Regions from separate parts of the Homo sapiens genome. Here region 1 is linked to region 2. Evidence: chromatin loops called from intact Hi-C (ENCODE). Cell type or tissue: mammary epithelial cell. All regions are shown on one strand.

Region 1 (8,000 bases), 53 kb before region 2:
AGTAAGAATTAGAAAAAAAATCATCAATTTAATTAATTGTATATATGAAAGAAAGAATAAGTTAGAACACCTGGCCAAATTTCTGCATTTCTGTACTGGAGACTTACATAAATGGGAAATGCAGATTCTAAAAACAGGAGCATAAGGCAGTCTACGAAAGTTTGATGTTTTATGGACATCATCTGACTTGCCCTTTCTTTTCACCTGAATTTTGTGTTAACGCTTCTATAAATATAACGTAAGTTTCCTCTTTGTATCTGGGATACACTTCAGATCTTTATTATACCACACATTGTTTTAGGTAAGGGGATAGAGAAGAAAAAGGAAGATATTTCCTAGTAATTGACTTATTCTGAGAAGTATCTGTCATTGTATAAAATTTGCTCCTTTGGAACACACATATAATACTTTGAACATGGCAGATGCTCAATAGTTTAATGAAACAATTTAAAGCACATTCTTAATTAAATTTTAAACCAAAATGTTTTGAGCACTAAGTGTCAAAGTTTAGCACCTATTTTCTAGTTATTCATACTCTTTGTGAAAAAATTCAATAGTCAAAAGTATAATTTCTGTAAGTATTTTGAAAAGCTACTCACATGCTTTTTAAAGAGGGAATATAAATTGTAATTTACACCAATAGAAAAAAAGACTGAGCTTATACTATTCTGGAAATACTTGAAGGTCAAGCTCGCACATTTATTTTCAATTGGATACATCCTTCTGGTATTTATACCATTTAGGAGAAAAACAGGGTCTTAAAGAAATTCTTTGAAATTATCTTTAGGGCTACCAAGCATTTAAAAAAAATCTCAATAACTGACCTATTTCCCTAGAGGCCTATTACCTTTCTTCCCACATAAAATAAGAATATGACTGACCCTAGATGCACATAAGAATTCTGAACAGTGATGTGCAAAGAACGTATTATGCATATCAATTAGACTCTAAGTCTTGTCTAAAATGGCAAACCTCACTGAAAGACATAAATAAATGTGAACAGGGGATTTTACCTGAAATAATATTACAGTGTCATATAGAAGAAGGCAGCTAACACAGCACTCTAAAAGCCACATTATATTATTCTCCTGCAGCAAAGAGATACATCCAAAAGGCTGAACTTGTAAGAGTTTTCCGTTGCTGTAGCAAAATTGATCCCTGTTCTTCTGTTAAAATATCTTTCATCTTCATACTTCCCCACAAATTCCTAGACTTCACCTACACACTTCAGACTATAATGTAGTAACAAAATTAGAACCATGTTTTCCAAAAGTTTAGGAGTAAGGAAAGTAAGAACATGAGAAGATGCCAGAAGGATTACTCATCATCGTCTCATATGCATGCACAAGCACACGTACATACACACAGACACACACACACACACGCACAATTTTCAGACCAGTCAAATTCAAAATCAGGAGAATAGAAATTGTTCTGTCAGGAATAAGGCTATGGATGAGTGAAAGTGGGGGAAAATCACTTGGATTCAATGCTACAACAAATGTTTAAGCTGAGTTGAAGAGGAGTTAGGTGGTCTATAGGACATTCCGACCAGCAAAGATAATATTTGCCAAAGGTATATTGGCAAGCATGTTCGTCTGGTAAATTGACGCAACCTCCATGTGGCTGAAGGATAAGACGTGAGGTGATGTGATTTGGAGCAAGAGAGAAAAGTGCTTCCTACTAACTTTGTTAAACTAGATGTAGGCCTTCTGGCTTACAGGTTTTAAAGCAGCCTACATTTACCTTTGTGTTCATCATTTAGCCCAGTGTGAATGACTTCTCTAGTTAGTGATCTCATAATGTGCAAAAGAACTGGCTCCCTCTATTCTCAAATCATGGTGTTACAAGCAAACCAACAAATGAGGTTTTGCCACCCTTTTCCTGCTCCTAACAGTTTATTACATCATCGTACGTAAAATTATGTAAGCTTGGCAATTGTGGTCTTGGATCTTCAACTTTGAAAGCACTTCCTTTTTGATCACAGCTTTTATTTTCAAGAGTCTTAATCAATGAGAACATTAACCATTTTTTCAAGATAAAGCATCACTTTACACTGTCATCAAGGGTTATGCTATTTAATAACCAGTTATAATTAGGCAAGAGATTAATCAAGGTTCATTTTTGAGGCATTCTCAAAAGACACAGGGAGATTACTCTTTGTTATTATTTTACTGAAGTGTGTGCTATGTTACATTATTAATGAGAGCAAATATGGGCAGAGTGGTCTCCTGCTTCTCCAAATTTTGCATTGGAACATTGTACTAAGAACTGAATGAATGTCAAATATATCTAGGCCTGGAAAGACAGCAAAGCTCAAAATTCAGAACCAATCTTGGCTCCACTATATCCCTGCTAGGTATTACTGGGAAGTAGAAGGAACGATTGAATGAAAATCCTAGCAGATATCCTTAATGTTTCTGGACATCTTATCACATCTGGGCCAAAAGAAGATGCCTAACAAATAATAAGGCTACCAGTTATTATTTTTTTATTAAGAATCACTTATGCTAAACACATAACATTTTTAGTTTAGTTTTTTTTTCAGATTTGTATATTGTATTTAAGTTATGTGTCCTTAAATTTGGGGCCAGAAAGTTGGGTTTCTGTTCAATCAGTAAATGGTTGGTTAACAACATCATTATTCCTTGCCTACATTCTCCATCTCCTCCTGTCTTTCTTATCTCAGTAAATGGTACACTCATTTATAATGCAATCTCTCAAGCCAGATACTTGGTTTTCTCCTTTGGGTTTTCCCTCTGTCTTACTCACATGTGCAATGAATATCTAAGTCCTGTTATTTGGCCATCATCATCACTACTATCACTCACTCCTTGAGTCAGACCCACCAATAGAACAGACTCGTCTATTTCTTATCTATCTGCATCAACATGATGAACACTCCATTGGTCTTGAAGACTGTTTTGGTTAATTCTTCAAATGTGTCACTCCTTGCTTAATTCCTCTAAGATCAACTTAATTTTTCCCTCACTACCATCAGGAAAATTTCAAACTCCTCATAGTGTTATACCATTGTGTTCTTCCTGACCAGATCTCTGACCACTTCTCCAGATCATTACTAGACTGATATCTAGAAATTATCCTTGGGACTTCTATGTTTCAATCATCCTGAACTAGGCCCTTGTGTTGCTGTTTCGTCTACTCAGAATAGTATCTTTCTTCTTCCATTTCTGTGCTTGGCAAACTACTACTTGTCTGTTAGGTTGCAGCTTAGAGGCCACTTTATCTTCAGGGGCACCTTCTCTAACCCACCAAATAGACAATCCCCCTACATGCTCCACAGAACTTTATTCTCACCCCTATAATAGGTATTCCTAGTATTGCCTCTGTTACACAGTTGCTACTGTGTGGGCCCTGGGCCAGGGAATGACTAGTGACATGAGTAATTAGATAAAGGATATTTACCTAACCCAATGGGGATTAAATTTCCTTTCTTAGAAATCTGAACTAAGAGGCGAGAAGGCAAGTACCAGTTGGTTGTTGGTGCTCTGGAGGGGAGGAGTGGTGCACAATTCAGGCTGACAGTCACTTATAATGACAATGAGCAGAGAAAGCTGTTGGAAAGATTGAGAAAAACAGAAGAAAAACTGGTTTCACAGGAAAAAAAAATCCCTGGGTGTTATTTCCTGGTATCTAAGGTTTAGTACTCAAGGGTCCTTAGAATTCCATACTATGACACATTCTTAAAACACTATTCCTGCATTTAGTACTCCCCCTCAGACAGACAGACAGACAGACACACACACACACACACACACACACACACACAGAGGTTTATAGAAGCCTCCTCATCTATAAATATTAAAACCCAAGTAGGAAGGAAAAAGTTTTTTTGAAAAAAGATTATAGTAGAGTTTGATGTAATTCTCCAAATGGACTGATCAAATATATAACCCTCTTGTGGAAGCATTTGTGGCTCTTGCAAAAGATGAACTTTAAAATGAGCCCAGAGTAGAGTTTTTCAGATGTTTTGTCAGGACTGAAATGCTTTAGCTGTTTTCCTAGTGAAAAGTTGTACTGGTTTGGCACCACTGTCTGTGTGGTTTGTAGGAACATTATTTGTAGATCTTCTCAATGAACTTTTTTAATGCAGCTGCATGGAGATAAACAATAAACCAAGAAATATGCTGATTGAAAAAAACACATTAACATGCCTTTAGCTTCTAGGGAAAGCCTTGATATCTAGTCATTAACTGGGAAATCTGCCCTCAGACTTCCTTCTGCTTTAACATGCTAAAAAGAAACTTAGGAGAACTATTTTTAAAAATTCTTCATGCTTTGCTGTTTTACCAAGATGTCCTAATTTGTATGAATCCAAATACTCATTAACTCTCAAGTGCTATTAGCTATCAAGAGTCAAATGAATTCAAAGGGGGGAAAAAACAAAGCTTAATTTCAAGCCAATAAGGGCATTTTGTTATGTTGTTATGGCTGCTTTCATTGGATTCCTACTTGCCTGTTTGGCTATCTACAGAACGAACAGAGGTTAATATATTTTTAAGTAATATCAATTTTGTTTTTGAATCAAAGATTGCATTAATATCAGCCTTTATTCTTTTATTTATTTTTGAGCTTTATATTTTTAAAGTATCTTGTTTCTAGAACAGACTTGTTTTTGTTTTATGAAGGTGGAGGAGGGGAGGAAAGGTGAGAACTTGAATTCACTGACATTTTCTTGTTCAAATTCCTCCATGTCTTTTCAATTTAAAGAGCTCAAGATAATGTGATATCTCTTACTTCAATTTCATTTTTAATACCTGTCCAAGCATTCTAGCTGTATATACTGTCTTCCATATTAGGAAAGATTATGCCCCTATAATATTTACTTATTCTTCTTTATTCTTTCTACAGGGAATATTCTAAGATGACCTTTATTCTCTGTCTCCTTGATAAAATTACTTTCACACAAAAGCAACTTTCAAAAAGTATCATCTCATCATGACAGATTAACACAATTCTGTAAGCGCCTTTTAAATCACAAGACGTTTACCTCAGTCTCCATTAAAAATATCACATAAAATTGGCTTGTACTGTCGTTTTCATCTCTGTCCAAAACAGAATATAATACAGCTTTTCTATTTGTAAATTGATTTAAAAATGTGACTTAAAACCCGTCACTGCACTGTAACTTGCCACATACATGCCAAAAACTAAAATCTAGTGATATAGAAAAATCTTATTAAGCTATAAAAACTGGGGAATAAATTCAGTATAAAGTTCTTAGAAACAATGATTCTAATTGATATTCTGAATTTTTGTCAGAAGAGAGAGTTTCCAGCAGCTATGTGTTTGTGTTTACATTAGTTGCTGATTTAAATATTTATAGGATTCATATAAATTAAATATTATTTCTGTATTTCTTCTTAATTCTAGAAAGTCCGATGAATGTACAGGCATTGGAGTTAGTTAACTAATATTCATTATATATTATTGTTTTACAATATAAATCATAAGACAAAGTTATGATGAAATAATTGTGACTGCTGAAGCACATTCTGGGAATAATAAAAGCCCATCCAATTTAGAAAACTTCAAGTTTGAAAAGGTAATACAAATAAAACAGAAAGGGAAAAATAGGAAGTTCTTAAAGAATGTTTACTATCCATTGCCCTTGAATTTTGAGAACACACTGGAGTCCATTCTACAGGCTTCTATGGTATTGCATGGCCTCGCCCACCACTTTGCTGCCTGTCATCACCACTGCTGCTGCCAAACCACCACTACAAGGCAGAAAGGCCAATCTGAATGGAGAGATTGAACGATGTGACTTAGGAGACAGAGCTACGGTGAATGCAAAGTTACACATGCTCTTACTCTGCCTCGTGGCCACAGTAATTGAAGAATTACATTTAACTCTCACGGGTCTCTCAAATCTCAAATGGATTAATGATGCACCTCCCTTAGGTCCTGACTGAAACAAAGTATTCCAACTTATTTTACCAGAGAACTCTTCAACGGGGCTTAGAAGATAAACTCAGCTAATACTGTGATGTTTCATGTTCTTTTGCTAGTATTACTTAATATGTGTATCCCTCTCAAGAAATTCTTGGGTCAGAATAGTGACTGTGTTTTAGGAAAGATTTGATATTCATAGTTCCACTAGCCAAATGCTTCCCAGCTTATTTTCCACAAATAAAGTTACAAATATTATATTCCTTGGGGGAAATGACAGAAATAAGAGTACCCATATGAAGTTTTGTGAGAAAAATAAAAATTACATTGCCTAAATATTATGTAAATAAAAAATAAAATGTAAAGTGTTCGGGAAAAGAGTAAGTACTAAGTTTTGTGCAAATATGACCTAATGCTCCTCACTGGAGCTTTTGGGGCTGGATGCCACTTGCTATACTTTCCAGCTGCAGAGGCAATATTATAGGAAGAATGTTCCGCCATTTTCATAAGAAAATTAGGTTGTTTCAGTAACTATAACTTTTTTACCAAGTTTTACGCTTTAAATGACTAATGTGCAATTCCTAACCAAGACGTCTTAATCATAATCTTTTCAAAATCTTGATAGTTTCCATTGGTGAAAATTTTTTCAAACAAGCAGATGATCAGACATGTTAAAACTTATACAGCCTTTCAAATTTTACAAGAGTTGAAAGTGTCACTAAAAGTAATTTTAAATTTCCTGTGATAATGCAAAAATATTTCAAACCCAATCAAGTATTTTAAATAAAACATTTCAAAATAATGTTGAAGCTCTGATGTAGAACAGGCATGCATTGTATAAGCCTTAAAAAAAAAATGGCCAGGATATCACTAAGTGGTAATATCAGCCACAAAAGTGAATGCAGACAGTAAACTTACAAGAAGACACATTTCGGGCATTTCCTGGGGCTGAGCCTCTCAGGAGCCCCTGCCCAGCCACCCCCAGCCCTCTCTCCCCACCGCTGGCCGCACCTTGCGCTGCAATCTGTGCTCCTTGGGCACCTGGACCGCGAACTCCTCTGGTAGCTCCACGGGGCCCTTGTCCACGATGAGCAGCGGTGCGCTCTGCAGCTGGCTGCTGAAGCAGATGTCTGGGTGGAAGAGCGCCTCCTGGGCTGCGCTCAGCGTGTCGCAATGGAGCAGCAAGGGCAGGATGTCGTTCACTGTGCTTGCCACCTGCGGGGACCGCAGGGCGCACCATCAGACCCCTGCTCACCTCAGTCCCGCCTCAGGGGAGCCCTGGTAGAGGCTATTCCCAAGGCTGCTCTCTGCCGCCGGCTATAGGCCCAAGACTCCAGCCACCCCAGGCCCTACTCAGACAACCCTACAGCTGAGAGGATTACATCTCCTGGCCCCTAGTATAATGCTATCCTAGTTAAACACTATCTTAATTAAGCTAAAAAAAAAAAAAAAACTCATCCTAATCTCTAATAATGATTAGAAAATTAGACATAATTATTGAAAGCACAGTAAGCTACCTGAAAAAATATAAATATTATTTTTATTTTTATAGATTCACAGCACTCTAATGTAAATTAAGGGCACTAATACCTACATAAGTGTAAATAAGAATAATGGTTCCTAAACTCAATTTTTACACAAAATGTTTGATAAGGTAATGGGTAAAGAAAGTCCCAGAAAGGTGTCTTTTGTTTGTTTATTTGTTTTGTTTGATGTATGGTTACACTTATATGGATTGTTTTATACTTATTTGTATGTTTTCAGGTCATTTAACTACCATTTTTGGAGAGGTGCTGTTTTAAGATCTGTGCTGGACGTTAAGGTGAAAAGGATATACACACATTTTTACCATTTATATACACAGTGATTTTACTGACAAATGGTACATATTACATAAATGAGTAAATATGAAAGACCAAGACAATAATGAAAAAAAAGTATACATGATTTTTAAAAATAATTCAGAAAACACCCATGCATTTTATGCTTTGAAAAGAGATATTTAAATATAGGATTTTTTTTGATAAATTGATACATGAGATACACATTTCCCTACACTATTTGCAACTAGTTTAATAAATAGGAAT
Region 2 (8,000 bases):
ATAATCGTATTATATTATACTGTATTTCTTAAATACATTTCCTTCTACTTCTGTAATCATGACATTTGGAGATTTTAGAAGAGGTATCCAAATCTTACAAAAAAAATGTTTACAATTAAGAAAAACTCTGTTCAATAATACCTTAATCGACCATTTCTGTGATTACAAGAAATCCCTGTAACCTAAATGCTTTTTTGTCAGTTAAATACTGCACTGTTGTCAGAAACTGAGAAAATAGAAATGGTCTCTAAAGGGTATGGCACTCCAGATCATTTTAAGATAATCAACTTTCAGATCTTAAAATTCAATGTAGTCCCTTTTTTAAAATGAATTTGCCTCAGAAGACACTTAAAAGATCAAGAATCACTTCTGTAGCCTTTTTCAAAATCACAGCTTTTTCCATTTTATAATAGAAATTCCTCTCAGCTATCTAGAATGTCACTATGATATACTGCCTACAAGAATGAAAAAACAAACAAATTGGTATTTAAACTATTTATTTATCTGTATACTATTAACATCACTTCCATCTATGTAACTGAAAATTTTATTACCAATATTTTCTATTTTATAATAATACTTATCAAAAAATAAATGCATTTTATGTAATTTTGATCAATTGGATACTACTATTACATGTAAAGATAAGTCAATATAGAGGAGGCTTTTAAAAAAACACTTAAAGCTTTATAGTTCCATGGAAAATATAGACTGTTGAATATTCACATGCTAAAAAGAAGCTTGAGAGAGTAAACAAGTAAATACTTGCAAGCACAGAAGCATATTACTATAAGATACAATTTTGTGAAATAATTCCAAAGGAATAATGAATTCAAGCAGTAAAAAGGACAAAGTAAAATATCAGCCTGTTAAAAAGACATTGTTCAGGGATGTTTTTAGTTGAATAATGGTAAATATCTAATATATACTGTATTTAAGTCCTACTGAATCAATTTAAAAAAGTGACTGTCAATGTTTCCAGTGTTCTAAAATATATTCTTTGCAACTTTAAAAATTTGTAATGAAAATGTTTTCAATGTTAATCTAAAACATTAAAGAGGTACATCATGAATTTAAAAATTCCTTCGGGTGGTAAATGAAAAAAATCTTTCAAAACCACTGTTTTATTATTTTTTTAAATCTTTGTAGGAATTATCATCCTCCCTTATCAACTTCATTTTAAATGTCATTAAAATGAACCATATTACATGAATGTCTTCTTAATTGTACCATAGCACAGAACCTTGCTCATAGTTGCTAAACCAGCATTTCTTTAATTTGGTAAATTCCCCAAAGAGGAATACTACCTTTTAATATAGAAAGTTAAATTATTTCCTGCAGCATATATTTATATTCGAAGTCATAATTCAAAATTTTAAAACAAGGAGTACTTATCTATAAAGAAGCAAATAAATATGCAGTCATTATAGGAACTCAGATTTCAGGAAAGCACATGGATTATTTTCATTGATTTAAGAATTTAATCATGTTACTCAGTATTACTAACAACAAAAAAGGCAGTGTCTATCTGTTACTGGTAGGAAAACCAATGCTGAGAGAAATAGTTGACCCTCCTGCAGACAATTAGGCTACTACTAGATCCTGTAGCAGCTAAATACAAAATATTACCTGGAATGAGTCAAGGCATTTAAAAGAATGAATGCCCTTCCCTAGATGCTAGTATTCTGACTGATTTCTGGAATGCTCAGCATGGACTTGAGAAACATGTAAAGGTTTTGGAATTTTATCCATTGTATTATGACTTAAAAAAATTATTTATGTAGTAATGCAAATTATGTTAATGTTTACTCTTTCATACTCCCATTAGGAGTATGATTTATAATACGTGGATAATTTTAAAAAGTTACAAGGGATATGCTGAATTTAAATTAGCCCACCTTATTCAGTGTGTAAAATCTATAATGATAAATAAAGCATCCGGCTGATAGAAAGCATAAGTAATAATACTTCAGAGTGCTGGGGGTTTGTTTTTTTTTGTTTTGTTTTTAAAACAAACTAAATATAATAAAATTAATTATTATTGTCATGACATAAACATATTGTCTTCTTTGACTTCATATGCGTATAGAGTTTCAGACCTTGGAATTATCTTTGACTTCTCAAGTAAATCATCCTATGCCCTAAATGAATTTCTATACTACTTGTTCCCTTGGCACTTGTATTTTGTGCAACATTCTTACGCTGTAAACTATAAATGACCTTGAAAATAGGGAACATTTAGACCTTAAAAGATTCATATGGCCAAATTTATTTATTCTCTTTATCTATCCTAATATTTTACAACAAAGAATAAAATGCTGTTAGGATAGTGTAAAAGCAAATTTTAATGTAAAACAAGACTTGAAATGCCTAAGAGAGCACAGGCCCCTACTGGAAACACAGACTTGAATCATACACACAAAAACACACCTACCCACACACAAACTAAAACTGACCAATGCTTCTAAGGAGAACTACATGGGTCATGAGAGCTTATTAACAAAAGTCTTTACTTAGTCAGAAATGGCTTCCCGGTACTGAATACTTACTATGTGCTTGTCCTTGCTCAAAACACTTGGCAAAGGTTAATTCATTTAATACTCATAATAATTCTTTAGGGAACACACTGTTATTATCAGTTGACTTTACAGGTGAGGAAACTGGGCACAAAACAATTAATTTCCTAACAATACATCACTGTCATAAAATCACCTAAAGGCAAAAGAGCAATCCACACCAGGCAGGCTGGCTCCAGAGCCCTTACCTTAAACTAGAAGGTAATACTGCCCTTCTAAGATCTGAGGACTGAGTAGGAGTCAATTAAGTATATGGGTAGTGGGCTTCCCAATAGGAACATAGAAAATTCTAATATTCTAATGGTTCCTGGAGCTGGGAAAGAGTCATATGACTAAACCCAGACAAGTAGAGCGTACAGTCTAGAGCTCTGAGTCCGGCTCAAGGTACACACACAAAATAAGAAGAGTTTCATTATAACTTTGTATATATACTTTATTAACCTATTTTAATTTTATCTTTCATTTTCCCTGTTACTTGAGAAATGGGGAGATCTGTCAATAGAAGGGAGTGGTTATATCGATAAAACTAAAGCAGACAAACTAGACGTCTCTTTTTCCCTTGGTTGAGTCTGTGGTGTAGACTCTGATAAACAACATTCACTCTCTTTATGCCAGCCACTGGAACAGAGCCTTTTTTATTAAGTCCATTAAACAAGAAACCATGGTGTCTCACAATTGTTAATAATTATCTTAGTCCTATTTTCCAGCCTCTATGGCAAGACTCTCAGTTCTGTCTCTCCACTATTTGTAACATACACATTCATAAGATGCTATTATTTTGGACAAAGGGAAAGAATTTTTAACTCGTTTGAGGTTAAGGCTTTGATAAAGTGAAATCTTATCTAAACTCTAATCATCCTGTATATTACACACTATTTAGGACACTCAGAAAAAGACTTTTAGAGAAAAATGGTTCCTTTCAGGCTGATATGACAAAAGCAGATCTGTTGGAAAAAAGAGATCCTTCTCTAGCCATCAAGTACCGGATTTCCAGCTGCACCTCACACTGAGTCACCAAACCCACAAAGTCAGGAAAAAAGCTGAAGCTGAGCTACCTGGTATTTATAAGCCTAGTAGTAAAGCATAGTCATGGTTTTACAAAAAGTTGCCGCATTATTGCTTAAGAGACTGTGGCAGCTATACGGGTAGAAGCTGAGGAAATCAGATGGAAGAAATTATGCCAGTGGCAACCGTATTCCAACAATGGGGTTTTTACATTGCTTTTATTTCCTTTTATGTTTAATTCCTTTGCAGCCACCTGTTGCAATACAGACTGCAATGATTTAAAGAGCTGTGGGCCTAAAGCGATTTTTACAACAATGAAGTCTACAGGGGAAAGCCTGTTAGAGAATGGTTATTTATTGCTACCCTAGCACACAAATAAAAGAAAGCAACATGTGTATAAATTTGTCAGAACATCAGTTTATATAGGTTAAATTACTTAATGCCAAATTATTGTATGTTATACATACATAGGACCATTAAGATGTGAATTCTTAAAAAGCAATATTTTATAAGGATAGTAACAGATGTTTGAAGAAAAGAACAAGTAATATGATGTAGTTAGGCATTTTGCATCAATATTTAATTTCTTAAATTAAGGATAATTATTTCATCTGTACTACTGAAAATTAATCAAACTTTACAAACAGGATAATAAGGTATCATATAATTATGAGGTGATTTACCTATATTCACACAAACTTTGATAAGAAAACCAGAGATCATATCCACTTCAGAGTGTTTCTACTTTAAATGAGAATGCTTTTCATGGACACAGTTTTTAAAGTTATTATTTTTCATCTATATCTGTCTCAGTCTTCACTTATTTCTCTCCCTCCCTCCCTTCATCTCTCTCTCTCTCTCTCACACACACACACACCCACATCTGAAATGCAATCAGACTTCTCATTAACTTGTTCTTTTATTCAACATTCAACATATATTTCTAGAGTATCAGACCCTATATTAAGCATTGAAACTTTAAATTTATGATTTATAGTACCATAAAATTAATTCCAAGAATAGAACGTGAATGTCAAGTGGAACGGTAATATTATCACGTGCTTTAAGGAAGCTCAACAAGCTTTGACATTGATGTTCAAAAGAGATTGAAACAAAACATATCTAAAATAAAATGCATGCCTTAACATTTTAATGTTTACACTTCTCTTATGAACATTAAAAACATTGGTATTATAATTAGTTGTTTACATAATTGTTCTTTCTGCTTGATTCTGAACTCCTTCAGCTTGCGTCCTATTATTTTCAGCCTCCACAAGACCTAAGTCAGAGCTTGGTGTCACAAGTACTTATCACATATTGATGAATAAATCAATTCATACATAGTTACTTTTAATAGCTACTTTAAAAATGTGTAGTTTCCATGTTTTGTGCATTTGGCTAAATACTTGTAGCATATTTTTTTCATTAAATCTTAACAATAGTTTTATAATTTAGGTATCAGCATCCACATTTCATTAATGTGGCCACTCAAGATAAAAAAAAAATTCTAGGAGCTTGTCTAAAATAACCAAAGCTGACCTTCAAGCTGCAGTTTGTTTGATTTTTAATCCCATTTTATTAATTGATATACAATAGAATTTTCCAAAGTATTATTGGTTTAATCAGCACAGAAAGATGGTGTTCATTCATTCAACAAATATTTATTGAGTGCCTACTTTGCACCATACATGGTACGTCTTAAAACAGAGCAGGAACAAAACAGGAAAAATCTCTGACCTCATACAACTTACAATCTCCTGACGATATTTAATTTTCCAAATAGTACCAGGTCCACTCTTTGGCAATATAATGGCGTGAATAAGGAAATGTAAAATACATTCATGCATAATCTGATTTATGCATCCTCCTGCTCTAGCAAACCAGACAAAGTATAATTTCTACAATGGAATTATAGAATGAACATTTTATTCTTGGTACCTATATTAAATACTAATAATACAAAATGTTTAGGGCTTTTGAAAAGCTATCTTTTCATATAGCAAAAGCGTATGCTGAGTTAATATACATTTTGCAGTCATTTTAGAGACGACAATTTTTCTAAAATTTGTATTCTGATATTATTGGGGATAATCTAGAAATTAGATTGAAAGGAAACAGGTAGTGGAAATTATTTTAAATGTTACTATCAACTTTAAAATACTCTCAAGTTTTCACATTAAAAGTGAGTTGGATTGTTTGTTTATTTATTTATTTTATTTATTTATTATTTTTGAGATGGAGTCTTGCTCTGTCGCCCAGAGCTGGAGTGCAATGGCACTCTGGGCTCACTGCAACATCCGCCTCCCGAGTTCAAGTGATTCTCCTGTCTCAGCCTCCTGAGTAGCTGGGATTACAAGTACATGCTGCCACGTCTAGCTAATGTTTTGTATTCGAGTACAGAGGGTGTTTCACGGAGTTGTCCAAGCTGGTCTCGAACACCTGAGTTCAGGCAATCCACCCGCATAGGCCTCCCCAAGTCCTCGGGTTACAGGCGTGAGACACTGCGCCCAGCCATGAGTTGGATTATTTTTATTTTGTTATGATTATATAACGAAAATATATATTCCATATAAGATATATATATATATATATATTTATATATAATTTTAAAATCCAGAGTCAGTCCAAGTATCCAAGATAAACTATGTTGGTTTGTCCATGTTGGACAAACTTATCAACAGAAAAATTAATTTTAGACAAAATTCTTATCATTTAGCAGTCAGAAATATACACATTCTAGTAATTATTGCATATTTTCTTTTAACATTTAATTTAAAAAATAGAAGACATAGGTAGAAAGTATATTTTTTTCTTTTGGTAAAATACAATATAAATTCATTTTGATTATTAATAGAATGAGGACCAATATGGCTTTGCAATTGTATCTCAATTATATTTAGACATAATTCTGTGTATTGTGTTGGAGTTGAGTAACTCAGAGCTGAGTAACTAGAATGAAGCAATTTCTAAGAACTATACGAACTATTTTTAAAACTTCTCACAAATATTTCATGAAAGCCTACCCATCTTCTTTTGGACATGCTATACTAACTTTAATATGGCAAAATATTTAATAATAAATGAAATGGTATTTAAAGTTTGGGCATATTCTTGTATTTGTATACTTTCTTACGTCTATGCTTATAAACTAAATGTACCTAAAGATATTTTAATTGATATACAAAATACTTTAAACTGCTGCATTAACTAGGCTTTTTCATCAACTATGTGGGTCTTCTGAAATAGTCACAATATTTTAAATTCACTTAAATTTATTTTCCCAATATACTCTGACATCAGGATCCCGTGGTTGAGCATCGGGACCCCATTCCTGAGCAAAACAATTTATCATGGACATTTCTGAAGGAGACCCCAGAGTTTTTTGGTTCAGTTTGAGATTCAGAAGGTAGGGATGTAAGAGAAACGGTTATAATGTTCTGCTGACTAATGTGCCTGTTGAATTGCCAGAAGCATTCAGGCAATATGCCCTAAATACAACCCATTGACTGAGAAGAGGCAGTAAAGTGAAAATGAATTTATGTGCTTCATCCTTAACTAATTTTCTGGGGAACAGATAATTAACAAATACTTTGCATAAAATATGAAGCAATTTCAAATCAAATGGTCAAAACTGAAGAATATCTTCCATATCAGTTATATGCAATTCATGTTCCTGATCCTAACGTTAAAATGGGTATTATGTCATATAGACTATGTAGAAATTGCCATATTAGTTATGTATTATTTTTTAATAATAGAAACATACTTTAAAGACTCTGATTTTCAAACTTTAATTAAAAAATTTTCTAAAAGTCTGAATTAAATGCAAGAGATTTCTGGAGTAAATTAATATTTCAAAATATCATATAAAGAAACAATACAGATCAAAAGTTAAATTTTAGAAATGAAAAAATCCTGGTCAATTGAGGGAGCCTGATTTAGCATGTCCCAGCTAACAACTCTGCACATTTACATTCTTAAGACAGACATTAATGACTCTTGAGTTTCACCCTTTTGCCATATGCCTATATACCCCTTTATTCTAACATGCCAAACTTTTAAAAACTATAGTCAGTTCTGCTACAACACTTGTTTTGAAAATGTAAATTTGTTCCAAAGCAACTGATGTGTTAGGGAATTATATGAGGATAACGCTACTTTTCCATTTGCTATGTGAGCTTTTATAGGCAAGAAGCACTAAGTCATGGATCTACAAACTATGCAAACCTGGTAGGTGGCCTGTTTTTGTAAATAAAGTTTTATTGGAAGACAACCAAACCATTTTTTATTAATTGCCTTTGGCTGCTTTCATGTGTTAAGTAGATGTGCGTAGTTGTAATAGAGATATTCTCTGGCCCTTTGGGGAATGTCTGTTGAGCCCTGCAGTAAGTGTTCAAAGAAATCTGAACCCTACTGAAC

The links. Hi-C counts contacts between places; a loop is a spot of excess contacts. Peaks named below come from ENCODE experiments on the same cell type or tissue, not always from the same donor. Only the 100,000 strongest peaks of a DNase experiment are listed, where the experiment ranks them.
Region 1: it touches region 2 in a loop (2.3-fold over the local background); 3 of 110 quality-filtered maps call a loop at or near these places.

What each region holds. Positions count from the first base shown.
Region 1 is chr4:61,516,443-61,524,442 of GRCh38, reverse strand. ADGRL3 (adhesion G protein-coupled receptor L3) reads right to left here. Exons shown (of 27, transcript NM_001387552.1): 4 at 6,925-7,128. Among named protein-coding and RNA genes, the nearest start is that of ADGRL3, 320 kb to the right of the region's middle. In mammary epithelial cell, no CTCF peak of the experiment used is centred here; a DNase peak (open chromatin) is centred at 3,392.
Region 2 is chr4:61,463,934-61,471,933 of GRCh38, reverse strand. The region is part of intron 2 of ADGRL3 (adhesion G protein-coupled receptor L3); the gene reads right to left. Among named protein-coding and RNA genes, the nearest start is that of ADGRL3, 270 kb to the right of the region's middle. In mammary epithelial cell, no CTCF peak of the experiment used is centred here; a DNase peak (open chromatin) is centred at 3,623; H3K27ac peaks cover 1,880 bases.